Linked DNA regions of Homo sapiens: region 2 is linked to region 1. A link is a loop called in an ENCODE intact Hi-C map of the cell type or tissue named here. Cell type or tissue: CD14-positive monocyte. All regions are shown on one strand. Each heading gives the region's core, and the rest is flanking DNA. Links, peaks and the distances in the headings are about the cores only.

Region 1 (9,865 bases), core at 2,511-6,510:
ACTGAAATGTTCTTCATGATTAAAATAAAAAGCTTCAAGTTTTTACAACACTACCACTTTATTTGTATGTCTCTTCCTCTAAATGTAATCATAAAATAAGCATGCAATAATCACAACTTAACATAATCTGTAGGAAAAACAAAGGCAGCATATACATATTTGCTTGTTCATTCATTTTTAGAAACAGGGTCTTGTTCTGTCACCCAGGCTGGAGTGCAGTGGTGCAACCACAGCTCACTGCAACCTCCAACTCCTGGGCTCAAGAGATCCTCCCACTTAGGCCTTCCATAGGTGGGACTACAGGCATGTACCACTGTGCCAGGCCAACATCTTTTTCTCTTTTTTTTTTTTTTTGAGACAGAGTCTTGCTCTGTCACCCAGGCTGGAATGCAGTGGCGCAATCTCGACTCACTATAACCTCCGCCTCCTGGGCTCAAGCGATTCTCTTGCCTCAGCCTCCCAAGTAGCTGGGATTATAGGCGCATGGCAATTAGAGCCTGGCTAATTTTTGTATTTTTAGTAGAGACGGGGTTTCATCACATTAGCCAGACTGGTCTCAAACTCCTGACCTCGAGTGATCTGCCCACTTCGGCCTCCCAAAGTGCTGGGATTACAGGTGTGAGCCACCATGCCTGGCCCAACATTTTTAACTGAATTAATTTCCTTCTTGTGGCTGACAGGACAACATTATTTTTCATCTACAAATAGACACCTCTCCATTGTCATTTAATACGAAATGACCATGCATCCAATATAATGTGTCATAACAGTTAACCTTAACTTTACTACATTAGATGTTAGATGCTTTTTTAAAAGACAATTTCTATTATACCTACAGTATAAATTATTAAACTTTTGTGAAGAGCTCAGCATCACCTTTCCAGAGAAGACGGCAGCGCGCCTTCAGGGTTCAAATGCCTGCTCCTGTGGAGCCTCCTCAGCCGCACCTGCACCAGCAGCCCACCTAAGAGATGAGGCACCATCCCCCACAGGCGAAGAATAGGGCACACCCTGCACCCTGCAGGTGAGGTTCCCAGTGCGTGGCCTCCTGCCCCATCAATTTCTACCAAACTACTGACTTTTTTTTTTTTAAATAAACAATGTATAGTGGGGGAAAGATCATAGAAACTGAGACACTGCCCTTTATAAGATTCCTAAAATTCAAAGACAAATAAGGACTAGACATATTTTGGATAATCTCTGTTAAAATTATTCAAAGACAAGCCCATAAAAATATTTAAATAATTTTATAAATTTAAATTTTAAAGAGATAGGAAAAAGAACCAATGGAACTGTGTTGACTGCGACACTGGCCACTGGTATGTCATGAAGAAAAGACTCAATGGTTTCATGGCTGCTGGTAAACCTAGGCCCTGCCTGACCCTGAAACAGACTGAGGGTGCACCTAAGGTTCCAGGCTGGCAGGAAGGACCCCTGCCCATCTGCATCTGGGCCCTGGGGATAGCCAGCCACCTCCCTGCCCACTCTACCTTTGAACAACCTGGCAACCTGCTCACTAGCTTTAAAAATCCTTTCAGCGATACCTGGTGTTAGGCAGCTTCAATGGTCTTCCAGAGACTTTCTCACCCACTAAAGAGATGACACCTGATCCTTCATGTTTATCAAAGACAGAGCAAACAATGGCATTTTACAATCCGCCCAGTCAATACCACCATGAGGTGAAGATTAATAAGGTAGTTTACCATGTCTACAATAATACATCTACATCACAGTTACCTCAGAAGTGATCATTTCTTTTCCTAGTCAAAGTGTGGAGTTTCCACGGCAATCCCTGCTTTTCTACAACATGCTGGATAAGACAAAATGCGTCCACGTTTTGTCAACAAACCAGTAATAATGATCCTCCTCAGCGCTTGTGACAGTGGCCTCCGTTTCCACACTGTGTCTCTGCATGCTACCAGGAGGCTGGAGTGAAAGCCAGGGAGTGAGGCCTCCGCGAGCCACGCCGCCCTCACACGCTGCCCTCACGACAGTGGGGATTGAGGCCTCCGCGAGCCACACCGCCCTCACACGCTGCCCTCACAACAGTGGGGAGTGAGGCCTCCGCGAGCCACGCCGCCCTCACACGCTGCCCTCACAACAGTGCCATCCTCCCTTTGGACCAGAATATGCAATCACATTTTACTCAAAAAGTCAAACTACAAAAAAGGAGCTGTATGGATAGAATCATCTGAACGGAAAACTTAACGGGGAGAAAATATAATCATCTTATCTCAGGGTTCTTTTGCTCATTTTTCCAGAAAGCTTTGTTCTTTTCTTAGACTAAACAAATTACTGAAGACTTCTTGTAATTTGGCTTTATTTTACAAGGATGCAAGAATAAAAACTACTTTGGAAATGAATATTCTATCAACATATTCACTCTAACTTACCAAATATAATGTAAATGATCCAAAGGAAAAATTTCTAATCTCAACAGTAAGATTTTAACCACAAAAAGTGTCCTTCTACATGAGGCTAAAAGAAAAATCTTTAAAGTTACCAGAAATTTAAAACCGCTTCAAAAAAATCTTCAAACAGTATGCTAGGTAAACTGTATGACCCTGTGTGCAGTGAGCACAAGGCCAGGCCGGCCGATCCCAGTGGGCAGAGCAGGATCTCCCTCAGGGCAAATGAGCTCCAGGAGTGCCTGCCCTGGAACCAGAGACCCCCACAGAAACATGGAGGTCAAGTGCTAAAACAATCAGGCACATGGATCTCAAACTCTGCACTGGTTGTTTGTTTGTTTTGAAACAGACAAACTCTGTCATCCAGGCTGGCGTGCAGTGGCACCATCTCGGCTCACTACAACCTCTGCCTCCCAGGTTCACATGATTCTCCTGCCTCAGCCTCCCAAGTAGCTGGGATTACAAGTGCATGCCAACATGCCCAGCTAATTTTTGCACTTTTAGTAGAGACAGGGTTTTACCACATTGGCCGGGCTGGTCTCTAACTCCTGACCTCAAGCGATCCGCCCGCCTCAGCCTCCCAGAGTGCTGGGATCACAGGTGTGAGTCCCCACACCCAGTCTCTGCACTGTTTTCACAGGGCCAGCTCTGTGGTCTGCTCTGGGGTCCTGTGCCTCTGGGTCAGAAGTACCAGAAGGCACAACTACAAGTGAGAAGCACACAAGCTCAGGAGGAAAGGAAGGAAGACGCAGGCATGCTCCCCTGGAACTGATCTGGTATTCTTCCCAGCATGGCCTCTACACACTTCCACCTTGCCATTTGTGTTTTGGGAGGGGTGTGTCAACTTTCACATATTACCTACCCGAGCTTTGAAGATACCCCCATGACGGCAAGACATGAAGAAAATGGAAGGAAAAACCCTTGTGCGGTCTCTTTAAACTTATCTTCGTGATTCTACAGTTGAACTTGATGTTTGCCTTTCACAACCTGGGGGAGACTATTAGAAGGAAGGTCCTTCTCCCCCTCAAGAAAATACATTGGTCCACTGGACTATCCTACACGCTATCAACATTTAAAAACGTCATTTCACAACAACCAACACAAAAGACTGCCTTCTCTACCTAACAGTGGAGATTTTTCTTTATTCTAGTCAAAATAAGAAAAATGTCACATTCCAATCTGCCATTTGCTCCCTTCTGCTTTAGGAAAGCCCAGGATCTGGAAGAGAGACTTGTCTTCTCCTTGGGAACTGTAACAGCAGCAAGAAGGAACTTTAAATGCCAAACGGCTTCTCCAAGATGGGAAGCAACTTCGGTCCAGGAAACTCGTGAGATGAAGAGCACTCTCTACCCGCCCCCTAATTTTAAACCATTTTCCACATACCAATTTCACCAGCTAATTATCGAAAGGGGTGGAGAGAAAAAGAATGAATCCTTTCAATATCTGAGAGATTTTCTTTTCCCTCTTTTGTCTTTTTGTTTTTTCCCTTGGCAGAAAAAGGAGAGTTGGTTCCTAAATTTGGAAAAAAACAATTAATATCCAAAGTAGCCCCAGAAATTACATTTAAGGGATTTTAAAATATCAGGACAGATTCCCTTTCCATCTGCTGCTTAACCCTTGATTGAGCCTCTCTGCAAAGAAAGACAATCAAAGGTGGCCCCGTCCCTACTACTGCCTTTGTCCAGTTCTTTCGGCTATGGCATTTGTCCAAAGATGGCAAAACCAGTGCAAATATCTGCCAGTCCCTCATGTGCCTCCAGCAGTACTCTGAGACTCCACCATCGAGAGGTGGGTCGGTATCCCCCTCCTTTGCCTGGGTGGACCTGAAGTATGTGGCTGAAGTGGCAGCCCATGACACAGACGGCGGCCTCAACCCAGCTCTGCCTTGCTAGCTTGCTCTGTGCTGCCTAGCCACTGTGTGTGAGGGGCCCACGCCACCCGGGAGGCCACACATGGGTGCCCTAGCCAAGAACCCACTAACTAGCACTGGCCACCAGATGTGGAAGGACGCAGCCCACACTAACACCACCCCCATGTTCGAGTCTTCCAGCTGAGACTCATTGACCAAAATAAAGTCATCTCCTCTGTGCCGTCTGAATTCCTGTCCCCTCAAAGGGATAACAAATGATGATTGTTGTTTCAGCCACCGAGTTTCAGGGCAGTGCAGTCCCTGGCGGGAGACAAGGAAAGCAATGCTCTTTGTCCTGACCTTCTTCCCCTCGCCAGCAGGGGTCAGAGCAAACCCCAGCTCCAGGGCTCCGTCCATGCTCCCAGCACAGGCCCGACACACAGATCTCACAGCAATCCAAGCTCTGGGGCTCACCTGCCACCAAGGCCTAGGCTCAACGGCTGTAGTCTGTACCCTCAGGGAACTGGACCAACAGAGAAGATCAGCAAACCAGGAACGTGAGCAGTCTAAGTGCTCCTTACAGAAGAAACACGTGCCGAGGGGAGGCACACAGGGCCGGGCGGCCGGTAATCCAGGTGCCCAGGGTGTGAGCACCTGCCTGCAAAAACCCCAAAAACTCCAAATTCCCATCAGCCAAAACCTGTCTGTTTAGAGTCTTTCAGGTCCAAAACCAAAAAGTAGCCATGACCAGAACGGGTGCCTTGACATAACTGGTGAGTGTGAGGTCAGAGGGTATGTGCTCTAAGGGCAGTCAAGCTGGAAACGGCTACTTGCCGTTCTTACCGCCACTAATATGCTGATGCTCTAGTTTATCTACCATCTCCTTCAAGACCGAGAGTACAATTCTGACAATCTGGTTTACCTGCAACATCAAATTCCTGGGCCTGCCGAGCTGATGGCCTGCCTTCCAGGAGATTCGCCGGGTCAAGGGCACCCCGAGGCCTCGCGCCTGATCACCTGCTCGCCAGCCTCCTGCTAACAGCTCCTGCCTGTGTGCTAGGCGCGTCTCCACCATGGTTGGGCTGCTGACTGGCACATGGCTCAGAGCACAGCCCTGTGGAGACTTACAGCCTCTACCCGCCCAAGTGAAACTGGAAAACATCTACTCCTTCCCTGAGTTTAATATGGAGCAAATTAAGATGAAAATTCATGGAACCTATCAGAAACCACAAGGTTGCTGACCAACAAGACTGCCGACCAACGAGACTGCCTCACAGGCAGGAAGAAGGGCACGGAGCCGGCCTCAGCTGTGCGCCTCCTCCAGTCCCAGCGTCCTGCGCCACCGCATGGTGGGTATCGGCCAGTGTCCTGTGCCACTGTGTGGGGGGTATCGGCCAGAGTCCAGCACCATCGCCTGGTGGGTATCGGCCAGCGTCCTGCGCCACTGTGTGGGGGGTATCGGTTAGCGTCCTGCGCCACTGTGTGGGGGTATCGGCCAGCGTCCTGCGCCACTGTGTGGGGGTATCGGCCAGCGTCCTGTGCCACTGTGTGGGGGGTATCGGCCAGCGTCCAGCACCATTGCCTGGTGGGTATCGGCCAGCGTCCTGCGCCCCTGTGTGGGGGTATCGGCCAGCGTCCTGCGCCACTGTGTGGGGGTATCGGCCAGCGTCCTGAGCCACTGTGTGGGGGGTATCGGCCAGCGTCCTGAGCCACTGTGTGGGGGGTATCGGCCAGCGTCCAGCACCATCGCCTGGTGGGTATTGGCCAGCGTCCTGCGCCACTGTGTGGGGGGTATCGGCCAGCGTCCTGCGCCACTGTGTGGGGGGTATCGGCCAGCGTCCTGAGCCACTGTGTGGGGGGTATCGGCCAGCGTCCTGAGCCACTGTGTGGGGGGTATCGGCCAGCGTCCTGAGCCACTGTGTGGGGGGTATCGGCCAGCGTCCTGAGCCACTGTGTGGGGGGTATCGGCCAGCGTCCTGCGCCACTGTGTGGGGGGTATCGGCCAGCGTCCTGCGCCACTGTGTGGGGGGTATCGGCCAGCGTCCTGAGCCACTGTGTGGGGGGTATCGGCCAGCGTCCTGAGCCACTGTGTGGGGGGTATCGGCCAGCGTCCTGCGCCACTGTGTGGGGGGTATCGGCCAGCGTCCTGAGCCACTGTGTGGGGGGTATCGGCCAGCGTCCTGTGCCACTGTGTGGGGGGTATCGGCCAGCGTCCTGCACCACTGCGTGGTGGGTAAGTGACAGGCAAAGCTTGATAGACTGGCTAGATTCGAATCCCAGCTCTGTCATTAATGAGATGCGTAACCTTGGTTTCTTAACCTCTCTGTGCCCGTTTCCTCTGCAGTAAAATGGGAACAACTAACTACAAAACCAGTTCAGCAGGCTATGCGGGGGCTGCAGGACTCAGGACTGTGGGTGATGCCTAAGTTCTGAATTGATTATCAGCTCTAATATTATTCAATATATTTAATAAATATAAAATTAAAGTGTTTAGTATCTGCCACATGGAAGACATCAGTCACTGCTTGTTAGATACCCGCTAACTTGAACTGTTCAAAAACAAGTCCAGTCCCCTTAGCCCGGCCTCACTGTGCGTCTCCAACTCCACGCTGTGGCTCCGGCCCTCAGCCCATCTCCCCTACGAGTTTAACAATTAACCTGCTCTTTCCATCCACCCACTACACTTTTCCTTTCTAAAAAGTCTTATTATTGCCATGCTGAAAACCTCTGCTGTGCCCATTCGCCAAAGGGTCCAAAGCCCCCAGGTGAGGCAGGCAGAGGTGCCGTCCAGCCGATTCCAAGGACAACCCTTGTGGCCACATCCACCCCGGACTCTCAGGCTTCTGATTGTCCCTTTTTTCCAAAAGACACCCTACCACTGCCCGCACGTGTTCACCCCTCCTCAGCCGGCTCTGAAGTCAGCTCCTGCCCAGGTCTCTTCCTTGGTGCTCCCACACCCAGCAGCAACAGACACTGCGCACTGGAGCATGATGGCTTCACCAGGGCTGGAGCAGGCGCCTGAGCATTGTTCACTGCCGTCCGACACACACACACCATGCAACGTGCTTCTGACCAGCGCGCAGATCATCTAGCTCCTCCCACACATGGAAGATATCAACGTCTAAAAGAGAGTTTTCTCACTTTTTATGGTTTTAAAAACTCCTTTCTAAGTAAAAAGAAAAAGTTGATGGAAAAACACCATCTGAGGCCGGGCTCGGTGGCTCACGTCTGTAATACCAGCACTTTGGGAGGCTGAGGTGGGTGGATCACCTGAGGTCAGGAGTTCGAGATCGGGCCTGGCCAACACAGCGAAACCCCGTTTCCACTAAAAATACAAACACTAGCCCGGCGCGGTGGTGCACGCCTGCAATCCCAGCTACTTGGGAGGCTGAGGCAGGAGAATTGCTTGAACCCAGGAGGCGGAGGTTGCAGTGAGCTAAGATCACACCACTGCACTCCAGCCTGGACAACAGAGTGAGGCTCTGTCTCAAAAAAAAAAAAAAAGAAAGAAAGAAAGAAAGAAAAGAAAAAAAAGAAAAACACCATCTAGTGACGACATGCCATGTGAAAGATCCACAGGTGCACGTAAACGTTCTTCATCAGCGCTGAAGGAGCCCCTTCCCCAGTGGTGTTCTGGAACCTTGCCTGATACTGGCTGGTGTTGTGTATGATTCTCATCCTATACCATTTCCAAATTCTTACACACATCACCCTTCTCATTAGTTCTGCCTGTTTTGCACTTCAATACAATCAGGAATATCCTGTGAATTTTTAGTAAACTGCACTTCATTTATATTTCAGGGAAAGAGAACACTCTCAAAAGGTCCTCTATTAAAAGAGGAAGGAAATGAGAGAACCAGGGCCAGGAAACACAGGGCCCAGTCCCTGCCCAGGGGAGACAGGGCGCTTCGCATGTGGGCGGGAGCCAAGAGCCAGGCAAGTGTACCAAGCACAAGAGGCCACTTCACACCCAGGAGAGACTGTCATCAAAGAGATGGACCCTTACAAGTGCTGGCAAGGACGTGGAGAAGCTGGAACCCTTGCGTGCTGCTAGTGAGAATGCAAAATGGTGCGGTTGCTATGGGAAACAGTATGGCGGTTCCTCAACACATCAAAAATAGAATTACCATATGACCTAGCAATTGAAAGCAGGGTCTCAAAGAGATATTTACACACCATGTTCACAACAGCATTGCTTGCAATAGCCAAGGGGTGGAAGCAACCCAAGTGTCCATCAACGGACATCCACTAATGGACAAACAAAATGTAGTCCATTCATACAACAGAACATTACGGCTGGGCGCGGTGGCTCAAGCCTGTAATCTCAGCACTTTGGGAGGCTGAGGCGGGCAGATCACTTGAGCTCAGGAATTCGAGACCAGACTAGGCAACACAGAGAAACTCTGTCTCTACAAAAAAAAAATTTTAAGAAAAAAAAATATATTTTATATATATATATATAATTACATATATACTATTCAGCCTTAAAAAGGAAGGAAATTCAGACACATCCTATAACACAGATGAACCTTAAGGACATTATGCTATGAGAAATGAGCCAAGCACAAAAGATAAATACTGTATGGTCCACTTGTGTAAGGTCCCTAGATAGTCCAAGTCTTAGAGACAGGAAATAGAAAGGTGGGTGCCAAGAGCTGAGGGGAGGGAGGAATGGAGACTTGGCATTTAATGGAGACAGAGTTTCAGCTTGAAATGATGAAAAAGTTCTGGAGCTGGATGGTGGTAACAGCAGCACAATGTGAATATACTTAACAATACTGAGCTTTATACTTAAAAATGGTTAAGATGGTGAATTTTATGTTATGTATATGTTGTCATAATTTTAAAACATGTTTAAATGAGTCCTCTCTGTATGACCCAGCACCTTAACTTCATGGTGCTTATCTAGAAACACTCTTGGACATGTACATGTGGAAGAATATATGATGCTGTTTAAAGCAGCAGTGCAATTTGTAACAGCAACATACACAAGTGATGATCACAATGACCACCAACACGGGAATGTTTAAAGGAGAGGGCTGGGTGTGGTGGCACACGCCTGTAATCCCAGCTACTTGGGAGGCTAAGGCAGGAGAATCACTTGAACCCGGGAGGCAGAGGTTGCAGTGAGCCGAGATCGCGCCACTGCACTCCAGCCTGGGCGACACAGCAAGACTCTGTCTCAAAAAAAATAAAATAAAATAAACAAGAAACAAGATATATTCTTCGACATCTAGTCTGTAATTTTTTTTTTTTTTTTTTTTTGAGACAGGGTCTCACTGCCACCCAGGCGGGAGTGCAGTGAGGCAATCACAGCTCACTGCAGTCTTGAACTCCTGGGCTCAAGCAATCTTCCCACTTCGGCCTCTCAAAGCGCTGGGATGACAGCATGAGCCGCTAAGCTCAGCCTCCTGCTGTCTGATTATTATGCAACAGCTCATAAAGTTGATCTCTATGTACTGACATGGGAAGAGCTCTATGAAATACTGTGAAATAGAAAAGCAAATACACAAGAGTAAGTCACCCTGCATTCCTCACTTCCAAATTCTACATGACGTCCATCGGCAAATCTAGTCTCCGCCTTCAAAATACATGAGAAATCCCATCA
Region 2 (4,000 bases), core at 1-4,000, 120 kb after region 1:
AAGACGTCCTGTGAGGACATCCAGATGGCTGCAATGTGGGGCTGCTTCTAAAGCTTGTTTGGAGTGTGGTGTGTTGGGATGCGCACCTGGTCACTCTCCCTCCCCCGCAGAGGTGTGTGGTTGAGGCCCTTTTGGAATGCCCTGCTGCCTTCCTGGCCAGCCTTTTCTGCGCCTCTGTCTCTGTGGTGGTCTGAGCTGTTGGCTCTCTGCCATGTCTTTAGCCACAGCCCTGCTTGAAGCCCTGAGGCTGAATACCCAGGCACCCGTATATTTCAGTCAAGTCCGCCTTAGCTTCCTGGAGCTGCCGCAACAAAGCAGCGCGAGCTGTGCAGCCTGAAGCAGCGGGAATTCACAGTCTAGGCTCTGGAGGCCGGAGTCTCAGATGAAGGCGCAGGCAAGGGCCCTCAGGTGCGGACGCCTCCTCCCTGCCAGGTGCCTTGCCTGCCTCCCTGTGCTCTGCACAGCAATGGCCCTGCAAGTCTTCTGCATCAGCTTTCTCTTCTGCGGACTCCTGCTCCTCTGGGTCAGGGCCCACGCCTGCTGCTTCTGAGAGCCCCTGTTTGTTAAGGATGCTCTCTGAGGTGCTGGGGTCTTCAGTCCATTGTTTTTTGGGGGGCACAGTTCAACCTGTAACGGCCCAAGGGGTTCTTCCTGCCCGCTGCACACATTCAGACCGTGGATTGCAATAAAGAAAAAAAGTTTAGGGCCGGGCGCAGTGGCTCACACCTGTAACCCCAGCACTTTGGGAGGCCGAGGCGGGTGGATCACGAGGTCAGAAGATCGAGACCATCCTGGCTAACACGGTGAAACCCCGTCTCTACTAAAAATACAAAAAATTAGCTGGGCGTGGTGATGCGCGCCTGTAGTCCCAGCTACTGGGGAGGCTGAGGCAGGAGAATGGCTTAAACCCGGGAGGCGGAGCTTGCAGTGAACTGAGATCGCGCCACTGCACTCCAGCCTGGGTGACAGAGCAAGACTCCGTCTCAAAAAAAAAAAACAAAAAAATTAATAGACACGGGCCGGCCAGGCCACATGTGAGATGGAGTTCGTCCTCAGATCATCTTGTCCAAAGCTCCTAGGTTAGGGGTTTTTTCAAAGGCAGTTTTGGGGGAGGGGGGCGGCGGCCAGGCGACTGGTGCTGATAATCATAGGGGTCGGAGCCGTCCACCTGCTGAGCCGCTTCTGGGGGGTCCTGATGCAGCCACGGGTGTCAGACAAGCAAAGACCCTGGAAGGCGGTCTCTGAGGGGCAGCTCCGCCATGGCGGGTTCACAGGAGGCAGGCAGAGCGCGCCTGCGGCCTCGGGGTGCTGGGCTTAGTGGGGCGCGGGCTCCTCATCAGCTTTACGAAGGCGTTGATTCCGGGGCAAGGCCTGTCATGGAAACTGCAGCCTAAATGTTAAGTCAGCGCGGCCCGATGGCCAGGAGTAACCGGGAGGGCGCCACGGGGTGCGCTACCGCAGCTCGCTGTTGGGGTTTTTCTCAGTGATAGAAATTTTGCAGAGGCGGCTTCAAACCTACGGCTCTGTCACTAACTTGCCGTCTCCAAACCTGCTTTGTGGAGGAGCGGATTTCCCGAAGCCTTCGGTCTCTACGGCCCCGCAGGGAGCAGCGCGTCTGACGCCTGAAGCCCGCCGCGGTCAGCCGGCCGACAGGGGGCGTGGGAGCCTGGCTTCCCAGGGGCGTCCACGGAGGCCAAGGCCCTGCCGGATGTCCCGCCCCGGCACCCCGGAAGGAGTCGCGAGAGAGGCGGCCCGCGCTGACGGTGTCCCTGGGGCTCTGCGCTCGTCCGGCCGGCCCCGGCCTCGCCGCCCCGCGCAGTACCCAGCCCGGCCCCGCCGACCCGCCTCTACTGCCGGCTCCGCGCCCTTCCCCGAGGGCTGGATGATGGGCTGTTTCGCCCTGCAAACGGTGGACACCGAGCTGACCGCGGACTCGGTGGAGTGGTGCCCGCTGCAAGGCTGCAGGCACCTGCTGGCGTGCGGGACCTACCAGCTGCGGCGGCCGGAGGACCGGCCTGCCGGCCCCCAGAACAAGGTGCGCGCGCCGCGGCTTCGGGAGGGGAGGGCGGGGCCGGCCACGAGGTTGAGGCCGAAAGGCGCACCGAATCGCCCAGGAGATGAAGAGGGGATATTGGCCCTTTGGCCAGGAGGTAGGCTGGAAACAGTTTAGAATCTTTTTAAAAAAATTGTTCTCGGCCGGGCGCAGTGGCTCACGCCTGTAATCCCAGCACTTTGGGAGGCCGAGGCGGACGGATCACGAGGTCAGGAGATCGAGACCATCCTGGCTAACATGGTGAAACCCCGTCTCTACTAAAAAAATACAAAACAATTAGCCGGGCGTGGTGGCGGCGCCTGTAGTCCCAGCCACTCGGGAGGCTGAGGCAGGAGAATGGCGTGAACCCGGGAGGCAGAGCTTGCAGTGAGCCGAGATCGCACCACTGCATTCCAGCCTGGGCGATACAGCAAGACTACATCTCAAAAAAAAGAAATTACTTTTTTCTGAGACAAGGTCTTGCACTGTCACCCAGGCTGGAGTGCAGCCTCGGACTCCAGGGCTCAGGGCATCCTCCCGCCTCAACCCCCTGAGTAGCTGGCACCACAGGCACGAGCCACCGCCCCCGGCCAACTTTAAAATCTTGAGAGCAGAACGTCTTCTATATACAGGTGTGGCCCAAGGGAATGGGTGGAATGTACAGTAAAGAGAAAGTGGGAATTATATCTTAACTTCTGGTGGGTACATATTAGGATCCAAATTGGGCACTGGAACAACAGGCGTAAGTCAGGACTGTCCCAGGCAAACTGGGTTCTGTGGTTACCCTAGCCATAGCTGGTCCCTGTTGGCCGGTTTAGAAGGAGCCTTCTCTACTGGGTCCAGGAGTGTTCACCTACTCATTAATAGACGTTTCTCCAGCTCAGAAAACCAGAGGTTCTCCTTCCAGGCAGAATTCCACTCCTTTAGTCATGGCAAACCTTTGAGTTCCTTGGATCCCTTTTCCCATCCTTTGGGTTCCTTCGTGTCTTGGGATAATCAGAGACTACCTCTGCATTTTTTGTAGGGTGGAATGGAAGTTAAGGAGCCTCAGGTCCGTTTAGGCCGTCTCTTCCTGTACAGTTTCAATGACAACAACTCTATTCACCCTCTGGTCGAGGTCCAAAGAAAAGATACTTCTGCAATCCTGGACATGAAATGGTATAACTGTGATAATCCCACTGGGTGTAGAATTTGTCATGAGTAGCAATCAGGGAAGCCTGATGCCTGATGCCTTCAACAAGACAGGCATTGCATCTCAACTTTGGATTTGTTTCTTTGCTGTCCCGCCTATCTTCCACCTGGGGAGTGCTTTACCTGGGGCTTATTTCCTTTGTCATGTTCCAGCCGGGGAAGTGATGGGAGTTTTCTGACTTCATAACCTGGGGCGTCTTTTGTTTGAGAACACAGTTGTAGGCTCTAGCCCACTTTTGGAGCTGAGATTTAAATGCAGTGGTGTGTGGCATAATTATGTTTTGGTCAACAATGGAGCACGTATACCATGGTGGTGCCTTAACGTAATGGAGATGCCCTATACAGGTGTACCAGTTTTTATCCTTTTTAATTTTTTTTTTTTTGAGGCAGGGTTTTGTTCCGTTGCCCAGGCTGGAATGCAGTCACGTGATCATAGCTCACTGCAGCCTTGAACTCCTGGGCTCAAGCAATTCTCTGTCTCAGCCTCTCGAGTAGCTGAGACTTCAGACTTCAGGTAGATGCCACCATGCCTCTTTTTTTTTTTTTTGAGACGGAGTCTCGCTCTGTCGCCCGGGCTAGAGTGCAGTGGCGCGGTCTCGGCTCACTGCAAGCTCCGCCTCCTGAGTTCACGCCATTCTCCTGCGTCAGCCTCCCTAAGAGCTCGGTCTACAGGCGCCCGCCACCACACCCGGCTTATTTTTTTGTATTTTTAGTAGAGACGTGGTTTCACCATGTTATTAGGATGGTCTTGATCTCCTGACCTCGTGATCCACCCGC

The links. Peaks named below come from ENCODE experiments on the same cell type or tissue, not always from the same donor. Only the 100,000 strongest peaks of a DNase experiment are listed, where the experiment ranks them.
Region 2: it touches region 1 in a loop (2.2-fold over the local background); 2 of 110 quality-filtered maps call a loop at or near these places.

The regions. Positions count from the first base shown.
Region 1 is chr9:137,690,164-137,700,028 of GRCh38, reverse strand. The region is part of intron 1 of EHMT1 (euchromatic histone lysine methyltransferase 1); the gene reads right to left. Among named protein-coding and RNA genes, the nearest start is that of EHMT1, 76 kb to the right of the region's middle. RefSeq lists enhancers at 3,812-4,496, 9,622-9,865. In CD14-positive monocyte, for the core only: CTCF peaks have their summits at 4,416 and 4,615 (motif pointing right); a DNase peak (open chromatin) is centred at 4,648; H3K27ac peaks cover 1,501 bases.
Region 2 is chr9:137,576,660-137,580,659 of GRCh38, reverse strand. DPH7 (diphthamide biosynthesis 7) reads left to right here and starts at 1,735. Exons shown (of 9, transcript NM_138778.5): 1 at 1,735-2,035; 2 at 3,057-3,190. The coding sequence starts at 1,883. RefSeq lists enhancers at 1,330-1,389, 484-1,455 and a silencer at 1,640-2,049. In CD14-positive monocyte, for the core only: CTCF peaks have their summits at 1,426 and 1,628 (motif pointing right); a DNase peak (open chromatin) is centred at 1,689; H3K4me3 peaks cover 1,980 bases; H3K27ac peaks cover 1,759 bases.